Regions from separate parts of the Homo sapiens genome. Here regions 1 and 3 are each linked to region 2. The links are chromatin contacts, found by Hi-C or POLR2A ChIA-PET in ENCODE. All regions are on one chromosome and are shown on one strand. Each heading gives the region's core, a stretch centred on a gene start or an enhancer-like site at or near the end of the contact. The rest is flanking DNA. Distances are from core to core; before and after follow the strand shown. Region 1 has its middle 30 kb from the start of MAP3K13. Region 2 has its middle 46 kb from the start of EHHADH. Region 3 holds the start of EHHADH (enoyl-CoA hydratase and 3-hydroxyacyl CoA dehydrogenase).

Region 1 (3,678 bases), core at 793-3,292, 33 kb before region 2:
TAAAGAAAACTACTCTTTTTTCATTGAACTGACTCACCACCTGATCAAAAATCAATTGACCTTATATGTGTGAATCTATTTCTGATTTCCCTATTCTGTTCCACCGACAAATCTGCCTGTCCTCAAGGCAATATCACACTGTCTTGATTATTGTTTCAGAGTTAAGTGTTCAAGTCACGTATTATAAGTCATTTACCTTTTTGTTACTTTTCAAGATTGTTTTAGCTATTGTATATCTTTTGTATTTTCACAAAAAATTTAGAAATAGCTTGTCAATTTCGTCAATATTGCCTGCTGAAATTTTGATTGGGAATGCATTAGATCTACAGACTGATTTAGGGAGAAATGGCACCTTAACAATTTATATCCATGATCATGGTATATATATATTGCACTTTCTATTTCTGAGTTGTTAAGTTTTTCTCAGCAATGTTTTACAGTCTTGAGTATAGAGGTGTTGTGCTCTTTTGAAAGATTTATTCCTGTGTGTTAGGTATTTTTTCTTATTTTCTTTCTTTCTTTTTGAGACAGGGTCTCACTCTGTCACCCAGACTGGAGTGCAGTGGCATGACCATAGCTCACTACAACCTCCACCTCCTGGGCTCAAGCGATCCTCTCACCTCACCCTCCTGAGTAGCTGAGACTACAGGTGCGTGCCTCTATGCTGGGCTAATTTTTGTATTTTTTGTAGACACAGCGTTTTGTCATGTTGCTTAGGATGGTCTTGAACTCCTGAGCTCAGGCAATCCATCTGCCTCAGCCTCCCAAAGTGCTAGGTTTATAGGCATGGGCCACCACACCCAGCCTCTTTTTCTTTCTATTTTTTTCATATTTTTAATTTTTTTAAATGGATATGAAGTCTTGCTATGTTGCCCAGGCTGGTCTTTAACTCCTGGCCTCAAGTGATCCTCCGGGCTCAGCCTCTCAAAATGTTGGGATTACAGGCTTGAGCCCACTGTGCCCAGCCAGATATTTTTAATGGTGATATTTTCACCTATTTTAGCTGTTGTTTCTAGTATGATTTTTATGTTGACTCTAACCTGTGGCCTTACTAAGTTCATTAATTAGTTCAAGTTTTTTTTATAGATTGTATAAGGTTTTTTATGCATACAATCATGTCATCTGTTAATGACAGTTTTATTTCTTTTCTGCACTTTAGGTCTTTTAATTTCTTTTTCCTTTTTTGTTTTTGCCTTATCATACTAGCCCTATACTAAGTATCTAATATACATCATCTCATCTTTACAACAATCCAATGTTATTCCAATTTAACAAATAAGAAAATGTGGCTCAGAAAGGTTCAGTAACTTGTCCAATCAAGATTGCACAGCTATTAGTAGATCTAGAATTCAAACCCAGGTAGTCTTATTCCATACCTGTATGTACGACTACTAGACTAGCTTATAAATTTGGAAAACTCAAGGGCACAAGAACAAAAAATGTTATCAAATTAAAAATAGGAAAAAAATTCCATTACTGGCAAAGAATATGAAGAGTTCACAGAAGAAAAAGGCATTTATTTTAAATATGAAAAGATGCTCAACCCCTCTCATAATGAAAGAAATACAAATTAAAACTATGATAAAATGGTATAGCTGCTATGGAAAACGTATGGTGGTTCCTCAAAAAATTAAAAATAGAATTACCATATGATCCAACAATCCCATTGCTGGGTATATAGCCAAAAGAACTGAAAGCAGGACCTCAAAGAGATATCTGCACATCCATGTTCACAGAGGCCTTATTCGCAATAGCCAAGAGGTAGAAGCAACCCAAATATCTATTGATGAATGAATGGATAAACAGGACATGGCATATACATACAATGGGATATTGTTCACCTTACAAATGAAGGAAATCCTGCCATATACTACATCACGGATAAGCCTTGAGGACATTAGGCTAAGTGAAATAAGCCAGCCACAAAAGGATAATTACTGTGTGATTCCACTTACATGAGATAGCTACTAGTCATTCATTGAAACAGAAAGTAGAATGGTAGTTGCTAGGAGTTAGCAGGAGGAGGAAGTGGAGAGTTGTTATTTAATGAGTATAGAATTTCAGTTTCACAAGACAGAAGTGTCCTGGAAATCTGTTGCACAAGAACGTGAATATACTTAACACTACCGAACTGTACACTTAAAAATGGTTACCTATGTTATAGGATTTTTAACCACAATTAAAAATGAAAATTAGTTTTTAAAACTTCAACACAAATTTTATTGTAAATTCTAAAAAACAAACACTATGCTGAAACCATTATTTAACCTATCAAACTGGCAAAAATCCAAAAGTCTGATGATTCTGTTGGCAAGGATATGAGAAACAGTACTCTTATAATGGGGGGGGGGAGTACACATTGGTACAATCCCTAAAGAAGGCAGTTAGGCAATATTTATGATACCTTTTGATCCAGTAATTCTACTTTGGGGAATTTAGTCATATGGATATACTGTATGCATGTATAAAATGATACATGTACAAGGCTATGAACTTCAGCATTGTTTACAATAGGAAGACACTGGAAACAACCAAAATGTCTATCAACAGGTGACTGGTTATATAAATTACAGTACATCCGTACAATGGATTAGTAGGCAGCTATTTAAAAATGAGGACACTCTCTATGTACTTACATGGAAAGAGATTCAACATATATTACAACTGAAAACATTTAGAACATTACGTATAATGTTATGTGTAAAAAGGAGGGAAATAAGAATCTATTTATACTTTTATATTTCCTTACTACATATATCAAGAAACTCTGGAAAGATACATGGAAAAATAATAGCCGTGGTTTGGGGACCCTGAATGGGAGCTGAATGGATGGAGAACTGGCTGGAGTGGGAAGTTGATATGTTTTGGTCTTGGAAATGTGAATATATCATCTATTCAAAAAATTCCTATGGTTGGAAATAAATTTTAATGACACCAGTTGTCATACAACGATTTACCAAGTGTCTACTACATGTCAAGCAGGCACTATCCTAGGCACTGACAATATGGCCCTGAACAAGACAAAGTTCTTACATTCTAGAGGGAAAGACCAAATATATATCCTACATAACACAACACACACACACATACACACACAGGCATACATATATGTACACACATTTTTTAATTTATAAAATAAATACTGCCAGGTGGCTACTTAAAAAAAAAGAAAAGAAAAGAAAAGGCCAGGCGCAGTGGTTCACGCCTGTAATCCCAGCACTTTGGGAGGCCAAGGCAGGCAGATCACCTGAGGTCGGGAGTTCGAGACCAGCCTGACCAACATGGAGAAACCCCATCTCCTTACTAAAAATACAAAATTAGCTGGGCATGGTGGCGCATGTCTGTAATCCCAGCTACTGGGGAGGCTGAGGCAGGAGAATCGCTTGAACCCGGGAGGCAGAGGTTGCAGTGAGCCGAGATCCCACCATTGCACTCCAGCCTGGGCAACAAGAGTGAAACTCCGTCTCAAAAAAAAAAAAAAAAAAGGTAAATTAGGTTAAAAGAAAAAAAGTGTTATGGTGGAAGTGGAGTAGGGTGCCATTTTAGTTAGGGTAGTCTGGGAAGGCCTCTCTGAGGAGGAGCTATTTGAATAGAGACCCGAATGAAGGCTGGGAAGAAACAATGAGGGGGAAGAGCTTTCTAGGCAGCAGCTGCCCTAAGGCAAGAGCAGGTCTGATG
Region 2 (3,819 bases), core at 934-3,433:
CACTCCTGGAAGATAACACAGGGGAAAAGCTTAATGACATTGGGTTTGGCAATTATTATTTGGATATTGACATGAAAAGCACAGGCAACAAGTGCAAAAATTAGACAAATGGGACTACAGCGAACTTACAAACTTACATGCAGCAAAGGAAATAATCTAAGAGTGAAAAGGCAACCTTAAAAAGTTTCTCAAGAGAACTTGACAAAAATCCAGAATATATTAATATAATGAAGTCTTACAACTCAATAATAAAAAAAAAAAAATCCAATTTAAAAATGGGCAAAGAACTTGACAGACATTTCTCCAAAGAAGAGATACAAATGACCGACAAACATATGAAAAGATCCTCAACATCAATAACCATCAGGGAAAGGGAAATTAAAACCAGAATAGTATCACCTCATACCTATTAGGATGACCACTGTTAAAAAATTAATTAATTAAAAATAAATAAATAAATAAAAATAATAAGTGTTGGTAAGGATGTAGAGTACTTGGAGTCTCTGTACACTGTTGGTGGGAATGTAAAATAGTGCAGCTGCTATGGAAAACAGTAGGGAAGTTCCTCAAAAAATTAAAAATAGAATTACCATATGACCTAGCAATCCCACTTCTGGGTATATATCCAAAAGAATTCAAAACAAGATTTCAAAGAGATATTCACACGCTCATGTTCATTGCAGTATTGGTCACAATAGCCAACAACCTAAATGTCCACCAACAGATGAATAAAGAAAATTTGGTATATTCACACAATGGATATTATTCAGCCTTAAAAAAGAAGGTAGGCCAGGCGTGGTGGCTCATGTCTGTAATCCCAGCACTTTGGGAGGCTGAGACAGGTGGATCACTTGAGGTCAGGAGTTTGAGACCAGCCTGACCAACATGGTGAATCCCTGTCTCTACTAAAAATACAAAAATTAGCCAGCGTGATGCCAGGCACCTGTGGTCCCAGCTAGTCAGGAGGCTGAGGCAGAATAATTGCTTGAACCTGGGAGGCTGGAGGTTGCAGTGAGCCGAGATGGCGCCATTGCACTCCAGCCTGGGCAACAAAGCTACACTCCATCTGAAAAAGAAAAAAAAGAAAAAAAAAATAAGGAAATAGGGCCGGGCGTGGTGGCTCACGCCTGTAATCCCAGCACTTTGGGAGGCCAAGGCAGGTGGATCACCTGTGATCAGGAGTTCGAGACAAGTGAAACCCCATCTCTACTAAAAATACAAAAACTTAGCTGGGCGTGGTGGCGGGTGCCTGTCCCAGCTACTCGGGAGGCTGAGGCAGGAGAATAGCTTGAACCGGGGAGGCGGAGGTTGCAATAAGCCGAGATCGTGCCACTGCACTCTAGCCTGGGCAACAGAGTGAAACTCTGTCTGAAAAAAAAAAAAAAAAAAGAAAAGAAGGAAATCCTATCATATGCTACAACACAGATGAACTCTGAGGACACTGTGTTAAGTGAAACGAACCAGCCACAAAAAGAAAAATATTGCATGATTCCACTTATGTGAAGTATCAAAAATAGTCAAACTCTTAGAAATGGGAAGTAGAATGGTGCTACTAGTAGAATGGGGAAGAGAGAAAAGGTGAGTTATTCAAGGGGTACAGAGTTTCAGTTTTGCAAGATGAAGAAGTTCTAGAGATCTGTTTCACAACAATATATATACCGTTAACACTACTGTACTGTATCTTTAAAAATTGTTTTAAAAAGAGAGAGAGAGGGCCGGGCGCGGTGGCTCACGCCTGTAATCCCAGCACTTTGGGAGGCCGAGGCGGGTGGATCATGAGGTCAGGAGATCGAGACCATCCTGGCTAACAAGGTGAAACCCCGTCTCTACTAAAAATACAAAAAATTAGCCGGGCGCGGTGGCGGGCGCCTGTAGTCCCAGCTACTCGGGAGGCTGAGGCAGGAGAATGGCGTGAACCCGGGAGGCGGAGCTTGCAGTGAGCCGAGATTGCGCCACTGCAGTCCGCAGTCCGGCCTGGGCGACAGAGCGAGACTCCGTCTCAAAAAAAAAAAAAAAAAAAAAAAAGAGAGAGAGAGAGAAAACAGACAGACATACAGAGAAGATAGCAATATGAAGATGGGGTCATCGACTGAAATGTTGTTACACAGCACATTGCTGTACTTCATTCTGGCAGCCCTAGGAAAGTAACACAAGGGCCCACAGAAGAAAGCTTGCAAGTGAGTGCAGGCTCCTTTTGTGACTGGGGCTTCCCGTTATTCTGAAATGTTACATTAGCCCACATTCAGCCTTTAAGAATTCATTACAGTTTTAGCTGCTTTCTTCTTACCTACCTTTACGGTGCCTTCTCTTCCTCCTATGCTCTGCCAAAGGTAACACAGTTTCTGTGTCCTGTCTCTCTTCAAAAGGGCTTGCCTCTCTTTGGAATTTCAGTTCATCTGATTGCCTTGTGACCTCAACTCTCTGATGAGCTCAAGAAGCATCATGACTTTGTGGATTATCAAGATTTTTCTCATTGTTATGATGGGAACAATGTTCTCTTGCAACATTCTACATCCTAAACAGAAGCAAAATTTTCAGCATTTCCTGAAAGATGATTCCAAGGGTTATTAATAGATTTTATGAGCGAAAAAGAATTGTGATTACACGTTTGGAACGTGTTAAGATACACTATAAACTTTCAAAAAAGACTGCAACATTTTCCAAACATGTCATTACAGAACCCTTTTGGCTTACAAAATCTCTTGCAGTTGTGTCAGACATTCTGTGTACCATAGTTTAGGAGATAATGAGTTAAACGCCTAGACATGTTTTTTTTGTCCTCACTATATGGCAAAATTAGTGTCAGCAAACCAGTTGGGGGATATTTTCTTTCTGCCACTTCACCACTTTGACTGAAAATAAGATCTTTCTGTTTCTACATCACTTATGCTGGAAGATACGGTGACCTTTGCATTACTTCTGTCTCTTCTCAGGTTTTCTCCCGTTACTCATCAAATGCCAAAATGAGGAGATACTTGACTTCTTAAAAAATGAACATAAAGTTCCATCAAATAAATAAAATATGTAAAGTAAATTCAATAAACATATTTTAAATTAGTTAGGATAATGTATACTTACACATTAAATATAACAACACAAATTTAATCAGCAACATGTTATACATAATGCTTTTGGTAAAATACTTTCCCTTTGAGTTGTCCATTTTAATGGTTCTGTGGTGTTCTTAATGTTTCTCCTCATTTCCTTTCCTTGAAATACGTGGAACATAAATGGTTTTTTTAAAACATACATATTTCCATTATTTCCCTAAGTCTATGGTTCATTTAGTTTTCCTCTTTCAACCCTGAAAAAAATGGTGTGGGACAGATGTGACTTCAAATGTAATATTTATCTCTAAGTAAAAGATAGAAAAGAGAAAGCTTTCTAAGAAAGAAGAAAAAAATCAAATAAGAACTAGCACATTTTGCAAGTGGAACACCATTTAGCTAAATATTCTTATCTTTTGCCTCAAAAATACCAGCTTTGTTTAGTGAGGTACTGCAGAGTTTACTGAAAGGCCTGTAGTCCGTCGCCACGTTCCCTGCTTTATCTCTGGCCTGCAGACATGGCAATAATTCTCAGACTCAGTTTTAAAAGACAAAAAAAAAAAAAGACAGAATTAGGAAACTATACATACCATGAACAGAAAGACATGTACTGTACAATATCTATTAATTGTATGCACACAGAGAGAGAGAGAGAGAGTAGCTCTTATTTTGGTTACTGTATTGGTGAAAAATTTCTTGAAGTCTAATTCATCTAACTCCCAATCTTCCTACCCTGTTTAGTTGTGACTACATAAGAACCTGTTTCTTTTTC
Region 3 (3,840 bases), core at 289-2,788, 45 kb after region 2:
GGAAATATTCTCTTCATTTACATAGGGTGTACACTGAGTAAATGACTTCGTAACTTCACTTCGTCCTCTTCATTTACATAGGGCGTACACCCAGTAACCAATGGGAAACCTCTAGAGGGTATTGAAACCCCAGAAAATTCTGTAACAAGGTCCCTTGGGCCTCTTTCTTGGGCCCACTCCCACCGTGTGGAGTGTCTTTTCGTTTTCAATAAATATTCGCTTCTGTTGCTTTGTTTTTCCCTTGCTTTGTGTGTTTCGTCCAATTCTTTGTTCAAAACGCCAAGAACCTGGACAACTTGCAGTCCAGACCCTCCTCTAGTAACAATGTTATATAAGTATTTGGTTGATGTTAGAGTAATCACTGGATGGGTTCTTCCTGCCTGCTGCACAAACAAAATCAATTCAGGAAGACCACAGCATTGCAGTAAGGAAAGAGTTTAATTGATGTGAGGCTGGCCACGCCACATGGGACATGGAGTTATTACTCAAATCAATCTCATCGAAGGCTAGTAGGTTAGGGGTTTTTCAAAGGTGGTTTGGTGGGCAGGGGCTAGGGTATGGAAAATGCTGACTGGTTGGGTTGGAGATGAAATCATAGGGGTTGAAGCTATCCTCTTGTACTGAGTTGCTTGTGGGTGGGGCCACAGGAGCTGTTGACTGGTCCAGGTGGAGCCATCAGTGTCAGGCAAACGTGAAAAAATATCTCAAAAGGCCAAACTTAGGTTCTACAATAGTAATGTTACCTGCAGGAGTAAATGGGGAAGTTGTCTATCTGGTGGCTTCCGGAATAATGGCTGGCAATGGTCTATGTTTACACCTTAGCAGAGAGAATTCACACTCCTCTGTCCTCCTAGCCTGGTGGTCTCTCGGTTAGCTTTACAAAGGCAGTTGAGTTTTGGGGAAGGGCTATTATCATTTAAACTATAAACCAAATGTCTCCCAAAGTTAACTTGGCCTAAGCTCAGGAATAATTAAGGGCAGCTAAAGGCAAGATGGGGTTGGTTAAATCAGATCTCTTTGACTGCCATAATTTTCTCACTGTTAGAATTTTTGCAAAGGCTGTTTCATTAGTACCCTACTCATTTAGGTGAAATGAACAATGTGTATTTTATGTGTTCCAGATGTGTATCAATATCACATAACTGTCAGGGAGGGCCCCAGGTATCTGTCCCTGTTCAGAAAGATCATGAAGATGAATACCGCGATGAGGACAGCTTGCCCGTCTCAGCGAACTCAGAACTTGTCCTCAGTAGCCAGCCCCTATGGGCCAAGGGGTTACAAACTTCGACTTGCCGGCAATTACAGCTGTTTTCCATCATTCTCCTTGCTGTACCTTCTGGTGGGAGCAGCATGGGAGTTAATAAAGGGAAAGCGACAAGCGTCTGTAGAGCGCCGGGTGGGGTCTCGGGAGAGGAGGGCTGGGTGGGAAGAGGCGCGGCGGGAGGCGGCGCCCCGGCTCGCATTGGCCCAGCCGGCGTCCCTCCTCTGGAGGAGGCCGGGCGCGCCCGGAAAAGTGGTTTGCCTGACGGCGAGAGGCAGAGGTGCCCTCGGTGATAGAGGAAACATGGCCGAGTATACGCGGCTGCACAACGCCTTGGCGCTAATCCGCCTCCGAAACCCGCCGGTCAACGCGATCAGGTAACGGGCTCGGTCGCCTCCAGCCCGGGGACCGTGCGGGCCTTAGCCGCCCTCTGGCTCCGGAGGCTTTGACTCTCCCCCGTCGGTTTAAACCGAGAAGGACACTCAAGAGTTGAGCAACTGGTACATGCCAGGAACTTTTTTTTTCTTTTCTTTCTTTCTTTTTCTTTTCTTTTTTTTTTTTTTTAACCTAGATTAGCTTGGTTAATCTTCGCAGGGAACTCTCGTCCCCGTTTTACTGATAAGGAAACTGAGGCTGAGGCTGAGACAGATCAACACTTAGGGAGTTGGCCTCGACCTGTCCTTCATGCGGAGCCCTCCTGCTTACTTGCAACTTTGGCTTTGCAGGCCGACTTTTTATTTTTCTTTTTTTTTTTTAATTATACTTTAAGTTTTAGGGTACATGTGCACAACGTGCAGGTTAGTTACATATGTATACATGTGCCATGTTGGTGTGCTGCACCCATTAACTCGTCATTTAATATTAGGTATATCTCCTAATGCTATCCCTCCCCCCTCCCCCCACCCCACAACAGGTCCCAGTGTGCAGGCCGACTTTCTAATCCAAAGGTCTTAACTTAGTTTGATGTTGGACTTTGATCCAGCCTCACTCCCCTTCTTTGAGTCCAGGCTGTCCTTACAATGTTTGGCTAAAGGCTTTAGGAATAGGGCAATCACTGGCATTAGTGGGACTTTTTTTTTTTTTTTTTTTAATGTTAAAAGTCCCACTAATGCCAGCTCAGTGATTAAAGCAGAATTTTGCCCTGGCCCGGAAACGCAAAATTATTTCTCCTGATTTGTTTAAACCTCAGGACTTTGGTGCTTCCAAGGAAGACTCACATCAGACTAAGCCTATGCAATAGCATTTTCTGAAAAATTGCACCTTATCTTCTTTTTCTCACTGGGGAGTATTTGCCTTGTGTGGTGCACTTTAAACATTAAAAAGTGAGATCAATGTTGCCTTTTTGAAAAGTAATGATTATTTGGTTTGGTCCTTCTACATCTCTTAAAAAAATAATTATATGTCAGCCTTGAAAAAGAATTACCTATCCACAGGGAATAAGATTAGTGGAAATTATAATTTATCAAGAATATATAAAGCATAGAGAGAAAGGTCTTTGGTCAAAATTCTTATAACATGCTGCTGAAGCAAAGAGACTGAAATGAGAAGACCTGCTAATTTTAATAGAATTTAAAAATCCTACTGTCATTGGATTTGATTTATCATTAGTATTAATATTAATTCATTATGAATTATTGCATTTAATAATGTCAAAAAATGCAGGACTAAAATCACATAAGGATGACATGTCTACTAACTTGCCATTCCCAGAATAAAAAGCAAAATATCTGTTATATTGGTTTTGACAAAGAAAAATGTAAGTAATATGATTACATGTCAATTTTGGACTGGTCTATATACTGATTAGAATTGCTAGATATTAGGACCTTAGGGGGAAAAGTTCCATACTCTAATACCCATGACTAGGAATATTTTCTGACAACTGTTTTTTTTTTTTCTTTTTTTTTTAAGCTCATTTGCTTGTTTTGAGACGGAGTCTTGCTCTGTCGCCAGGCTGGAGTGCAGTGGCGTGATCTCAGCTCACTGCAACCTCTGCCTCCCGGGTTCAAGTGATTCCCCTGCCTCAGCCTCCCGAGTAGCTGGGACTACAGGTGCGTGCCACCACGCCCAGCTAATTTTTTGTATTTTAGTAGAGACGGGGTTTCACCATGTTGGCCAGGATGGTCTCAATCTCCTGACCTCGTGATCCACCTGCCTCGGCCTCCCAAAGTGCTGGGATTACAGGCATGAGCCACGTGCCCAGCCTCTGACAATTGCTTTTAATATTTCTGGAATTTAACCTGCTCTCCTTGCCCACCCATGCAACCACCTGTGCCACCCCCATCCTCTTTGCAGGAGAAATGTTAGGGCCTACCTCATAAAGTTGTGAAGTTTAAATCAGCTGGAAATTATGAAGTGGCATTTAATAGATGTTAGTTATTCCTATTAGTCAGAAGACCTGTTCAAGCCCCAAAAACAGGCCCTGCTACTCAGGACCCACTTCAGTTTCATCAAGAAGATATTCTCCACTTGGGAATAAGTACTTCTCTGCCCTTTTTTGTCTGTCTTCTGAACTTTTTTAGGTAGAAATGGACATCCTAGGAGTTCCTCAAGTTTAACAGATTCCTCAATTTTTTTCT

Evidence for each region. A loop is a pair of places that touch in the nucleus more often than their neighbours do. ChIA-PET counts read pairs that join two places held with the same protein, here RNA polymerase II (POLR2A). Pooled maps may share reads with other maps.
Region 1: a map with no recorded cell type shows a loop between it and region 2 (5-fold over the local background). The contact joins two enhancer-like sites. A Hi-C loop is called at or near these places in 4 of 168 maps with a recorded cell type or tissue (CD14-positive monocyte, PC-3, PC-9 and 1 more), 4 of 37 single-sample maps with no recorded cell type and 12 of 50 pooled maps. POLR2A ChIA-PET finds 5 or more read pairs at or near these places in 4 of 52 experiments (A549, BJ, HepG2 and 1 more).
Region 3: a pooled map shows a loop between it and region 2 (2.2-fold over the local background). The contact joins the promoter of EHHADH here to the enhancer-like site in region 2. A Hi-C loop is called at or near these places in 3 of 50 pooled maps. POLR2A ChIA-PET finds 5 or more read pairs at or near these places in 2 of 52 experiments (HepG2 and WTC11).

The regions. Positions count from the first base shown.
Region 1 is chr3:185,330,900-185,334,577 of GRCh38, reverse strand. It overlaps a transcript of MAP3K13 not described here. Among named protein-coding and RNA genes, the nearest start is that of MAP3K13, 30 kb to the left of the region's middle. RefSeq lists an enhancer at 1,893-1,952. Within about 2 kb of position 2,042, at least 5 of the 41 ENCODE cell types and tissues checked have a DNase peak (open chromatin) inside an H3K27ac peak, as active enhancers do; they include CD14-positive monocyte, where a contact is called at or near this core.
Region 2 is chr3:185,297,760-185,301,578 of GRCh38, reverse strand. It overlaps a transcript of MAP3K13 not described here. Among named protein-coding and RNA genes, the nearest start is that of EHHADH, 46 kb to the right of the region's middle. Within about 2 kb of position 2,183, at least 4 of the 41 ENCODE cell types and tissues checked have a DNase peak (open chromatin) inside an H3K27ac peak, as active enhancers do; they include CD14-positive monocyte, where a contact is called at or near this core.
Region 3 is chr3:185,251,747-185,255,586 of GRCh38, reverse strand. It overlaps EHHADH (enoyl-CoA hydratase and 3-hydroxyacyl CoA dehydrogenase), which reads left to right and starts at 1,538. Exons shown (of 7, transcript NM_001966.4): 1 at 1,538-1,638. The coding sequence starts at 1,565. MIR5588 (microRNA 5588) reads left to right here and starts at 2,315; the gene lies at 2,315-2,377.